2 separate regions of the Mus musculus genome follow, and region 1 is linked to region 2. Evidence: chromatin loops called from intact Hi-C (ENCODE). Cell type or tissue: left cerebral cortex. All regions are shown on one strand. Links, peaks and the distances in the headings refer to the core of each region. The heading gives the core; the rest is flanking DNA.

Region 1 (5,376 bases), core at 164-5,163, 290 kb before region 2:
AAGAGCATGAATTTGCACACAGCTGTCTAGCCTGCCCTCTTGCCTAGCACTGTGTGCTGCCAGTGTGAGTTCCTAAGGTTCTCCAGTTCCCCATCAGAAAGACACTTTTCCAAACAGCTAGTTGATGAGCTACAGGACGAGAGTTGTCCAAAGGAGGCAGATGAAGGGACCTCCTCAAGCAGCCAAGATCGAGGGAAGTCCTCACTTAGAGATGATGAAATCAGAGCAGGCGTGAGGAATCAGCCCCCACCTAGCCCAGCAGCAGTGCTCTGCATAGAGACTCCAGGGTCAGCTGCAGCAGCAACTTCCTAAGTGAGGCTCAGCCCACCACCTACCAGCGTGACTGACTCCCTTTCTGCCAATTCACCTGTTCTGATTACAGCCACAGAGAACAAGGCACTTTTGCTGTATTGACAAGGGCAAGGACACTTGAAATAAGCACTCAGCCAGATGTTGGCTGTTTGGATTTTTAAGAGCTGTTAGAAGTGCTTACAGCAGTTAAAAATCACCATCACCTGTAGCCTCATGAGGACTCAGATTCTGACTAAAATAAAATAAAATTGAGCCCCCCAAAACACCAAAAGACCCCCCAAAAACAAACCATCACAGCAAAGAAGCCCCACAGCACCTCTCTAAGCAAAGGTCCCCCACTCCCCAGAGGTACTGATTTTCAGAAAGCTTTTTCATAGAGAGAATTAGAAACCACCACCAATGTTACCCAGCCCAGCCTGAAATTCCTCCAAGATACTGTCATGATGCACTTGGTGGGGGGAGAGAGGGCAGATATGGTAATGTATTTTATTCTTTTATTTTCTCTCTCTCTCTCTCTCTCCCTCCCTCCCTCCCTCCCTCCCTCCCTCCCTCCCTCCTCCCTCCCTCCCCATTCTCTTTCTGTGTGTGAGAGACCATAGTGTGTGTGTGTATATGTATGACCACAGTGTGTGACCAAAGTATGTGTGTGTGTTGGGCTGATAAATTTCTTGAAGGAGTTTAATTCTTTTAAGCTATGTCCTTATATTTAATTAGCAGAAACAGATAATGCACAATTGGCAGACTTAATGGATAGAATCTGGTGGCATACAGAATAAATATTTTAAAAACAAAACACCCCCCCCCCCACCCCGCGCGCGCGCCTTTCCTGAACCCTATCTAATCTAGATACTGGATTCCCAGCCTCTACTGTTCGGTGAGAGGCGAGGCAGGTCTTTCCACACACCCTTCACACCATCACTATCGCTCCCCTCCCCCATGGTCCTCCTCTTTAAGCTCCTGGTCTCTGGTCCTCATCCATAATCGGTTCTCCCGCCCGCCAGCCACCAGTACCCCCAAAACAGCAGCAGAAACAAGCTTTTAATTGTTTGCCCCAGCACTACTGCGTGTCCCCCATGCAATGGGCAACAAGTGTGATCAGGGCCACCGTGCAACCTGCTTGAGGGCTACTCTCTAGGGCTGACCCTCCTCTCTGGAAACTGTCTTAAGCTGCGCCAAACCAACACCCGAGGGAGGCAAACGCAAAAACCCCAGGCACCAGCGGAAAAGCGCAAGACGGAGCCAGGAATGTATGCGTGCTGGGGTTGAGGTCACCAAGCCCGAATCACATCCAACCCACAGAATGGAGAGGAAGATGAGAAGCTAGGGGACCTGCGTTGCCCTCCCGGGAGAGCGTGCGCGGGCCAGGATGGATGCCCAGGGTCTCACCTCCTGCAGTATAGCCGGGTCTCTCCCGCGAGGCGCTGGCAAGCATGAGGCATGCAGCATTCAAAATGTTTGTTTGTTTGTTTGTTTTAACACAGACTTGGTGCTTTTTTCTTTTCTTTCTCTCTCTCTCTCTGTTTTCTTTTCTTTTCTCTTTCTTTCCTTCTTTCCTTCTTTCTTTCTTTCTTTCTTTCCTCTTTTCTTTTTCTTTCTTTCTTTTTTTTTTCTTTTTTGTTTTTACCAACACGCCATTGTACTCACTCCTTATTCCAAGACGGGCTGCGCGCTCCGAGCTGCACGGGTAGGCATTTTCCCCGGCTTTGTTTTACAAGGTGGGGAGAGCGGGGCTGGAGGCGGGAGGGGTATAGAGGGGGGAGCGTGAGAAGAAACGAAATCGCCGGAAGGAGAGGACACCAGCGGTGGCAGGCTGGGCAGAGGGCGAGGCCGAGGCCAAGTTGGGATCGGACGACGACGCCCCCGCGCGCGATGGGTCACCCCGATTGCGTGGCCGCCTGGGGTCCCGCGCGGGCCCTGGGTGCGCTCGGCCCTTGGCTCCGTGCGCTCGGCCGGCGGCTGGGCTCTGCCCCGGGGCTCAGCGAGGGGGTGATCACTGCAGCCCGTGCGGCCGAGCACCCGGGTGTCTTTGTGCCGCGGCCCTGTGCAGCCCCTCTCCGCATGTCTTTGTGAGGCGCCCCGCCTGGCTCGAGCCCCGCCGGGCGCCCGCAAGGTGGGGGTGTGGCCCGGGGTGGCCCGCCTGGCCCGTAGCACCACTCTCCCCTCGCCTCGCCGCTCTTCCCTCCTTTCCGAACTCCCTCCTCCTGCTCCTGCGGTGTCCCCGCCCGGGCTCGCCTCCCCGCACACCCCTCCCAGCCCTATGCGCGTCCGCGTCGCCCCAGCTGCCAATGCGTCCTCCCCGCAGCGCCCTCGGCCTGCCTCCCGCTCGAGCCTCACCTGCACCCATCACCCAGCGTCCTCCTGCCACCTCTTGCTCTAGCTGTCATGCATGCGTCTTCCATGCCTTCCCGAATCCAGTCCGGGTGTCAAGAGAGACCCCAGATCTCTACAGGTGAGTATCTTCCTCGCTAGCGCCCCTCCACCAGGGTGGCACAGAGATACCATCCCGCTGCCTTGTGAGCCTCAGAGTGGGGACTGCAAGAGTATGGTGCCAGCTGTTCCAGGCTACACTGGGGAAGGGTTAAGCAATAGTCACAGCACTCTCAGGGCTGCTTGATTTGGGCCTGGAGTTCCTGAATCCGAAAGGAACTGTATGACTGAGTCAGGGGAGGATGGAGGGAAACAGACTACATTCTCTGGAACAACCTGCCATCCCATCCCAAGGCTGATGCTAAGGATGCTGAATGCTGTGGGCGTGGGCAGATTTTGTGGGGCTGGAAGACACCAGCCCTCAGGCTGAACTCGTTGGCCAGCCCCTCCCCAGCACTTGGAGAACCCCAGCTTGGGCGACTCTATCCAGACACCTTGGCTGCACTCTTGGCGACAAGAACTGATTTGGAACAGAAGTGGCCTAGAAAGGGCAGGAGATTGGATGGTGCCTTCACTCAACATGGAAGAACTTTAAAACTGCCGGCCCTCCCTCTCCAGCTTTGCCAGCAGGAACTCCCAGCTGACCTCCACCTTCTGCCCCCAGCACCTTGCACACAGTCAGTGTTTTCCCAGGGATCTGAAGGACGCCACAGACACAGCCTTGGCTGTAATGTGAACCTCTTAGGTCGTTTACAAGACTCTCCAACATCAATGATGGTTTTTTTTTGTACTTGTTGTTCTATTTCTGACTCTAGAATAGTCCCAGCACCTGTTCTGTCTGATGAAATAAAGCATCCATCTTGCTCCAATTTAAGCACGTTTTTCTTGACTCCTAGTCTCAAAAGTAACTTAAGTCATTTAAAAATATATGAGTCTGATCTCACTCCCAGACTTAGACCCTCCCAGAGCTTCTAGGTCATAGGTCATGCTGTTGCTTCATCTCATTGGCTCATTTCACTGCAGGCCTGTCTGGGCCCAACAGCCAGATTCTCCCAACACACACACATGCACACGCACATGCACACACACACACACACCTACTTTATAGGACTAAAGGATTACTTCAGTAGAATTCTGTGTACAGAATCTTCCTGTGTGCAAAAGTACTTGCCCAGGGGATTGATTTTAGGGGTTTGGCTCATACAACTCCTAAATCTTGCAAATCCCTCTGGAATCCCAGAGCAGTTACAGCCCACTGGAAGCTTGAGGTACAATTTCATTGACTCCAGGAAGTCTCTCTGGCTCCCGTGTGGGTGACGCCCACCTACGTGTCTAGAGTAATCTTGAGCTAACTCCACAGATAAAATGTCTTCACAGCAGTCCTGTCATTACAGACAAGCATTCGCCAAAAACTTCCATGCTGGGTGAGATTTCTGGAGAGTCCTAGTCCAGCATCTTACCACTTGTTCTTCCTGGTGTCATCTTTGTCACAGACTATCCTGTGGGCTCTGGGAGAGCTGACAACGGTCCTATAATACCCAGGACTAGGGAGGCGGCCAGGTTCAAGGAGGGCTGACAATGATAATATTAGCATTCTCCTCTCCCCCCCCCCAAAAAAAATTCTGAGCAAGGACACCCAACTCATATAGGGAATGGGGCAAATTCTCCAACTTGAAATCATGTTTCCTTATATGCCATTTTGCTGCCAGGATGAAATGACCCCAGACTATCCTTCCTTTCACTCAGTTTCTTTCCCTCCTTCCTTTCTTTGCTTTCTCTAATTTGTTACAAACCTCTGTACACTAGGAGATTGGTACCCCTGTGTATTTCTGTACACCATTGCTCCGTAGCTCCATGCCTCCATGCCTTCGTGTCTCCATGCCTCTGTGCATCCGTCCCTCCAGGGCTCCATGCCTCCATCTCTCCAGGGTTCCAAGCCTCTGTCCCTCCATGTCTCCATGTCTCTGTGGTTCCATGTCTCTGCCCCTCCATGCCTCTGTGCCTCCATGTCCTCATGGCTTCACAGCTCCATGGCTCCGTGGCCCCGTGCCCCTGTGCCACCCACACTTGAAGACTCTCAGTCTCACCACCAATCCCAGTACTGTGCTGCCATTCTCCCTGTCAGCTTGTTCATGTCCTATGTGTACAGGGTGCTTTGGTTGCTGTGTGGAGACCTGGGAGCAGGAGACCCGGATCATCCATTAAGAACATTTGCTGGTTTAGAAGCAGACTAAGTTCAGGTCCCAGCACCAAAATGGTGGCTCCCAATCATCTGTCACTCCAGTTCCAGGATTCCTGACACCCTCTTCTGACCCCCAAGGGAGCTGCACAAACCTGGTGCACATAAACACATGCAGGCCAACACTCACACACATTGCATTAAAAATATATCTCTTAAAACAGGAAACACAGACAGAAAGGAAAGAGTCTAAGCCACATCAAATAGCAATGAGATTTACTCTGAGGAGCTAGAAGCTAATCTTCACACATAATCGGAAGGGACTGTGGGAGTACCCAAGGCACCGCTGATTCTTCCCCCATTTCCATAGCAGTTCCACAGTCCCTCCTTCAACACACCTGCCTCTTTAAGGGACTTTGTATGATAAAGGCATGCATAGGGGTGTTTTAAATATGAGGAGGACCAGATCCTGTATCACTTAAACTAGAGGAACAAGAAAATGGGGCAGACTGTCCTGT
Region 2 (5,376 bases), core at 304-5,303:
TTTTGGAGAGTAGTGAGCACACAAGCGCACATGCATTTTAAAATCATTTTTAAAATGCCGTGTCTTTCCAGTGACCAGTGCAAATTCGTCCCCGGCCTTTGTTTGTCAACAGTGTGTGGCCTTCTAACACTTCAGTTAAATTTCCCTCTAAAACTCAGCTTTTCTGTCAGTTGTTTAACAGTTTCCAAAGCAAGACAGCAGGGCTTCCCTTACTGTTACTTAAATAATATGAAGGTCTTATTTGGACATATTAGCCCTGTGATTTCAATCTGGTTCTTTGATCATTGACAAGTTTGGTAAACATCAATTATCAATTATTAATTAATACTAATAATTCAAGCAGAATGTCCATGGAAAGGGAGAGATCATGTGTTATGACAGATTATACCTACGGAATTTTATTTGACATTAAAGTCCAGGTTCCATGCTAGGGCTTGGCTCTGAATTTGCGAACCAAGAAGAGTCTGTTGCCAGTTGGTTGCTCTGCAGGAAAGAGCTGGCTGTGAGGAGTCTGGCTCCACTGATGGACTGATCTAATAATCCTTCATAAACTGATGGGCCACTGTGACAACGAGGAAGAAGCCAGCAGAGGAGAGTGAGGTCCTCTGTCATGTGCCAGGGAGGCAGAGTTCCGACCTCTTTCCCCCTGCTGGCTGGCCTCCATGCGGCAAGCAGTGGTGTCCAACATACAGCCTGCTGTCACTTAAACTCAAGCGCAAAGCATTGGCACCGGTAAACAATAGATTAAAACTTCTGAGACCATGAACCAAAATCCATGCCTTCTCCACTAAGTTATCTCCTCAGGTGTTTTATCACAGTAACAAAAAGCTGTTCAACACATTTCTGGGGCTGGAGAGATGGCTCAGCGGTTAAGAGCACTGACTGTTCTTCCAGAGGTCCTGATTTGAATTCCCAGAAACCACATGGTGGTTCACAATCATCTGAAATGGGAGCTGATGCCCTCTTCTGGTGTGTCTGAGGACAGCTACAGTGTAGTCACGTGTATATAATAAATCTTAAAAAAAAAAAAAAAGGACGCATTGGCACACTTGAGAGCAGCAAGATGAGAAGCCTTGAAGTACAGAGATTAAGTCAGCATGGGCTTGGACTTCAGAGAAAGCCTGTGGACAGAATCCGAGAGGCTCTGTAATCCACGGACCCACGGACGTCACATGTGATCTTGTTGTCAGCCATCAACAACACAGTTCCTCCACTGACTTCATTCCATGCTGTCTCTGCTAAGGCAGGGTAGTGAGGAGCCATTTTCCTAGAACTTGAGACCTCATTCTCTTGATATGGCCCAAACATGTCATTCCCTCAGTGCCATGAGTGTTCATATCTAGGGGTGGGAAGCAAGGCAAGGGATTGCTCACACTGGCTGCCCACTCGATGTTTGAGGAGGTGACTAGGATCTAGCTTTTAGATGAGATAGATAGTGTGTGGTATAGAGAAAACCATCTTTCCTTCAGGATCTCCATTTTGTCAGTCTCACAGTGATAAAGACAACATAAATAATAAACAATACAGTATTTAGGGGAAATCACAATGGGTGGAGTGATAAATTACATTAAAGATTTAAACTAAGAGGCATTAAAAACTAAATATTTAACGTTTTTTAATTACATGTATTTGAGGGGGACACAGGCATGTACCCATGGAAGTCATGTGACAACTTCTATGAGTCGGTTCTCTCTTTCCACCCTGTGGGCCCCAGAGATGAAGCTCAGGCCAAGCCTGGCCCCTTTAGATGCTGAGCCCTCTCAGCAGCACAGTAATTACGCACTTTCTTTGTGGAGTCTTCTGAGGAACTGAGTTCATGCATAGCCTAAAATTAAGTTGTAGGCACGTTCCCTGTACCCAGCAGGCAGAGCTGCTTAGAGAGACTTGAGGGCTTCAAAGAGCTGCGAGCAGTGTTGGCTTTCAAGGCGTTCTCTTATTCTGAGGAGGCTAAAGTCAAAGAGACGGTAGAGATGGTAGGTGCTGACTAAGAAATCTCTGAAAACAGCCTGTGCTCTTTATCAGCAACTCTGTGAGTGAAGCAAAAGATTTTGCTCTTGGAAATTGGTTTTATAAATAGTTTTAGGGTAGAATGAGCTGGGGGAAGGAAAAGAGATCACAACTGCCTAGAGGTCTAGCTCCATAGACCTGATGCCCTCTTCTGACCTCAAAGAATGCTGCACACATGTGAATGCACACTCGTGCACACACATACAGACAGAGAGAGAGAGAGAGAGAGAGAGAGAGAGAGAGTTTTATAGGCTTGTCCCGCAGTCAGACCTGGTGTTCTCTCTGGAAACACCTCATTTGCAAGTCCCAGTTGGTTTTTACAGGATGGTCATTATAAACAAATACTGCAAGAGAAAGACTGCCATAATTGACTTATGTTAATTATCCAGGGGTCCACATTCCCTGAGTTAATTGATGCCAAGCATCTGAATAAAAGCCGTCTGCTCTGACAAGGAGAGTGGAAGCAACAGGTGGACGGGGACTCTCCATCTCTGCCATGGCAACCACGCTGTTCTCTCAAGGGGGGGGTGGGTGGGTGATTTTTTAAAGTGGCTAATTTTGGCTTAATCTCCTCACTGACTATGATGCACTCTGCATTTGGGAAATCAGAGCGAAACACTTCCAAACCCACATGTTCTCTTCTTGAGAGTTTATGGCCAACTCAAAGGAGAAAATCGTCTAATTTCACTTCATGCGCTAGAAGAAGAATTAGGTTGCAACTTTGGGCTTCTGGTTTTCAAAACAACAGACTGGTAGGTGTAATTTTCGGTCAGACTTCTCAGGGAGAGCTTGCTTTGAATTCTGGAAAGAGCAGCCGCACTCTGAAGACAGACTACACGCAAGCTCAAGCACACCTGCTGTTTCCATATGGTCGGAGCCTGTGTGGGCATCTCAAGTTGAACATCCAACCTCCGATGTTTCTCTCTCTTCCCAGAGTTGTGTTTTAGAATGAAATGTTCTTCACCCACCCCACCCACTTCTCTTTCGCTCTGTGCGTCCCAGGCAACTGACTGCCAGGTCACTCTACCACATAGGGCTATACACAACAATCCAAGCACGACCTCCAACTGGCCTGAGTCTAAAAAGATGACCATTATTTCCGGCAGATGCTATCTAAGAGGAATCATCCACATGTGGGCTGCCCAGGGAGTTCAAGGTCTAGCAGGAGGCAGTGGGGATGCAGGCAGAAACTCCACTAGGTAACACAGCTGTACTTCCAAGAGGTTCCGTTCACACCGACAGCTAGGGAGCGTCCCAGTGCTTTGCTGGAGAGCCTATGGCTGTGGATACCTACCCATCATCTCCAACCCCACGCAAAGCAGAACCAAAGAGACCCAAAGAGCAGAGCTAAGATTCCCCATTCTCATCACGCTGACAGTTTTGCTGGGAATCTAGATGCCTCATCTTCAACTCTATCAAAACTGGGTAAATCCCTAACAGAAGAGAACTTGCCAGGTGAGCAGGTAGGTTATTAATTATAAGCAGGCCTTTGCTCTCTTTCAGGGTGACATATGCAAATAGTGAAGAGCTCTGGGCCAGATATGATTTATGATGGTAATCCCAGAAGTCAGGACACTGGAGCGTGACGACTGCTAAGAGCCCGAGCCTATCCTGCGCTACATACCGAGTTCCAGGCCAATCTAGATAACAGAGTGCAGTCACATTTCAAATAACCAGAAAGTTAAAGCTAAACATAATGGCTGAGGATGCGGCTCAGTGCAGAATGTCTCCCTGAGTTCCCAGGTCCAATCCCTAATAGCCACAATGTTACAAAAAGGGAAAGAGTTTTGGGTTTGGAAGACAAGACTAGACTTTCTGTTTTGTCTTAAGTAAACAATCTACCAAACAGAACAGCAGGTCACAGGAGACAAATGAAACACAGCGTTTGAAATGGCAAGGGTCAGGCTCTACAAACGTGATTTTACTGATTAGACTCCTGAGACAGGAGAATAAACACAATAACTTTGTCTGCCGGGCTAGTGGAGATTCTGTAGGCTGAAACTCAATCTACAAGTGAACTAAAACATAAGTCTTGGGGGATTATCTCTCAGTGATTTCCTAAAACACCAACAGAATATTCCTCCTCTGTGTCCATGCAGACACACCAGCATCACGCCAATAGATAAGCCACTGCTGTAAACACACACACACACACACACACACACACACACACACACACACACACACACTCACGAGCCGGCAACAGCAGCAGCAACAGCAGCACACTACAGGATAAACCACTTCCATGGACAAACCAGCTTCACACCCACAGATACGGCAGCATTCGAGGGCTGCTTTTGGCTACAGTGTCAGAACCCACATTCAGGACACCACTCCCCTCTGGAAGCAGCTGCTGAGGTGGCAGACATGAGTCTGCATCCCATGAGACCATTATGTAACTCCTGTGAACTGTCAGGAGAGGGAGAGAAGTGTGGGGGCACACTGCAGAAAAGATGGGAACAGAGCAATACGAGTCTTGGGCAGCCTCATTCTTAAAATCTGTTTTCTGCAGAATTGTGAAAGGAGGTTTGTACAGTTGCCACAAACCTAATTGCCATTTTGACATGTTTTTGTGCTAAATTTGCTTTCTGCTTCAATTTAGGTACACTCTGCAGTGTTATTTCTATAAGGGAATCTAGTCTACATCCAAAACAATCAATTTATATTTGAACGTAAAGAGTACAACTCATTTGTAAGTAAAATTGCTGTAATTGTTTTCTTTGGGCATTTTTAATGAGCCAAACGAAAACTGAAAAAAAAAAGTATTGATCATGACTCATTTGTATGATCAATAATTGAATGCTATACACAAATCTGTGACTACCCCTCTTTGCAAGGTACATACTTAGGAGGTTACAGACTGATTTCCAGTTGACTTTTGGAGAGCAGAATTTGATCTGACTCTAACAGATTATGTTGGAAGAAGAGATTTTTCTAACAATTCTAGCTTCAGTGTTTTTGTAAGTTAGGGGTGGAGAAATGACTCCGTGGTTAAGCATGCTTGCTGCTCGAGCACGAGGACCCGAGTTCAAATCCTTGGCACCACATTAAAAAGCTGGGCTTGGTAGCATATCTGTATCCACAGAGTAGTGGGGGCAGAGACAAGGGGTCACTGGGGCTTGCCGGTCACCACCCTAACGCTATGTTCAGTAAGACACCCTATTGCAAGGGACTAAGGCACAGAGTAAAAGCGCAGGGCACCAGACACCCTCCTGATTGGTGAATTTGCATGTGTGCACAGACTGGCAGCCATCTCATCTCAAGACCCTGCTGCCTTGTCTTTCCTCTCATGAAATGCAGCCCCTCAATTAGAGTTAAACTAAACTCTCCTCCCTTAAGAGTTTCTGTTTGCCTAGGAATTTCATAAAT

The links. Hi-C counts contacts between places; a loop is a spot of excess contacts. Peaks named below come from ENCODE experiments on the same cell type or tissue, not always from the same donor. Only the 100,000 strongest peaks of a DNase experiment are listed, where the experiment ranks them.
Region 1: it touches region 2 in a loop (6-fold over the local background); 3 of 42 quality-filtered maps call a loop at or near these places.

What each region holds. Positions count from the first base shown.
Region 1 is chr1:189,341,345-189,346,720 of GRCm38, forward strand. Kcnk2 (potassium channel, subfamily K, member 2) reads right to left here and starts at 2,009. Exons shown (of 7, transcript NM_001159850.1): 1 at 1,699-2,009. The coding sequence starts at 1,744. A430027H14Rik (RIKEN cDNA A430027H14 gene) reads left to right here and starts at 1,707. Exons shown (of 3, transcript NR_165462.1): 1 at 1,707-1,996; 2 at 2,615-2,761; 3 at 3,123-3,548. In left cerebral cortex, for the core only: no CTCF peak of the experiment used is centred there; DNase peaks (open chromatin) are centred at 210, 1,297, 1,456, 2,077 and 4 more places; H3K4me3 peaks cover 2,844 bases; H3K27ac peaks cover 2,895 bases.
Region 2 is chr1:189,629,626-189,635,001 of GRCm38, forward strand. No RefSeq gene overlaps it. Among named protein-coding and RNA genes, the nearest start is that of Gm30088, 13 kb to the left of the region's middle. In left cerebral cortex, for the core only: a CTCF peak has its summit at 975 (motif pointing left); DNase peaks (open chromatin) are centred at 2,835 and 4,405.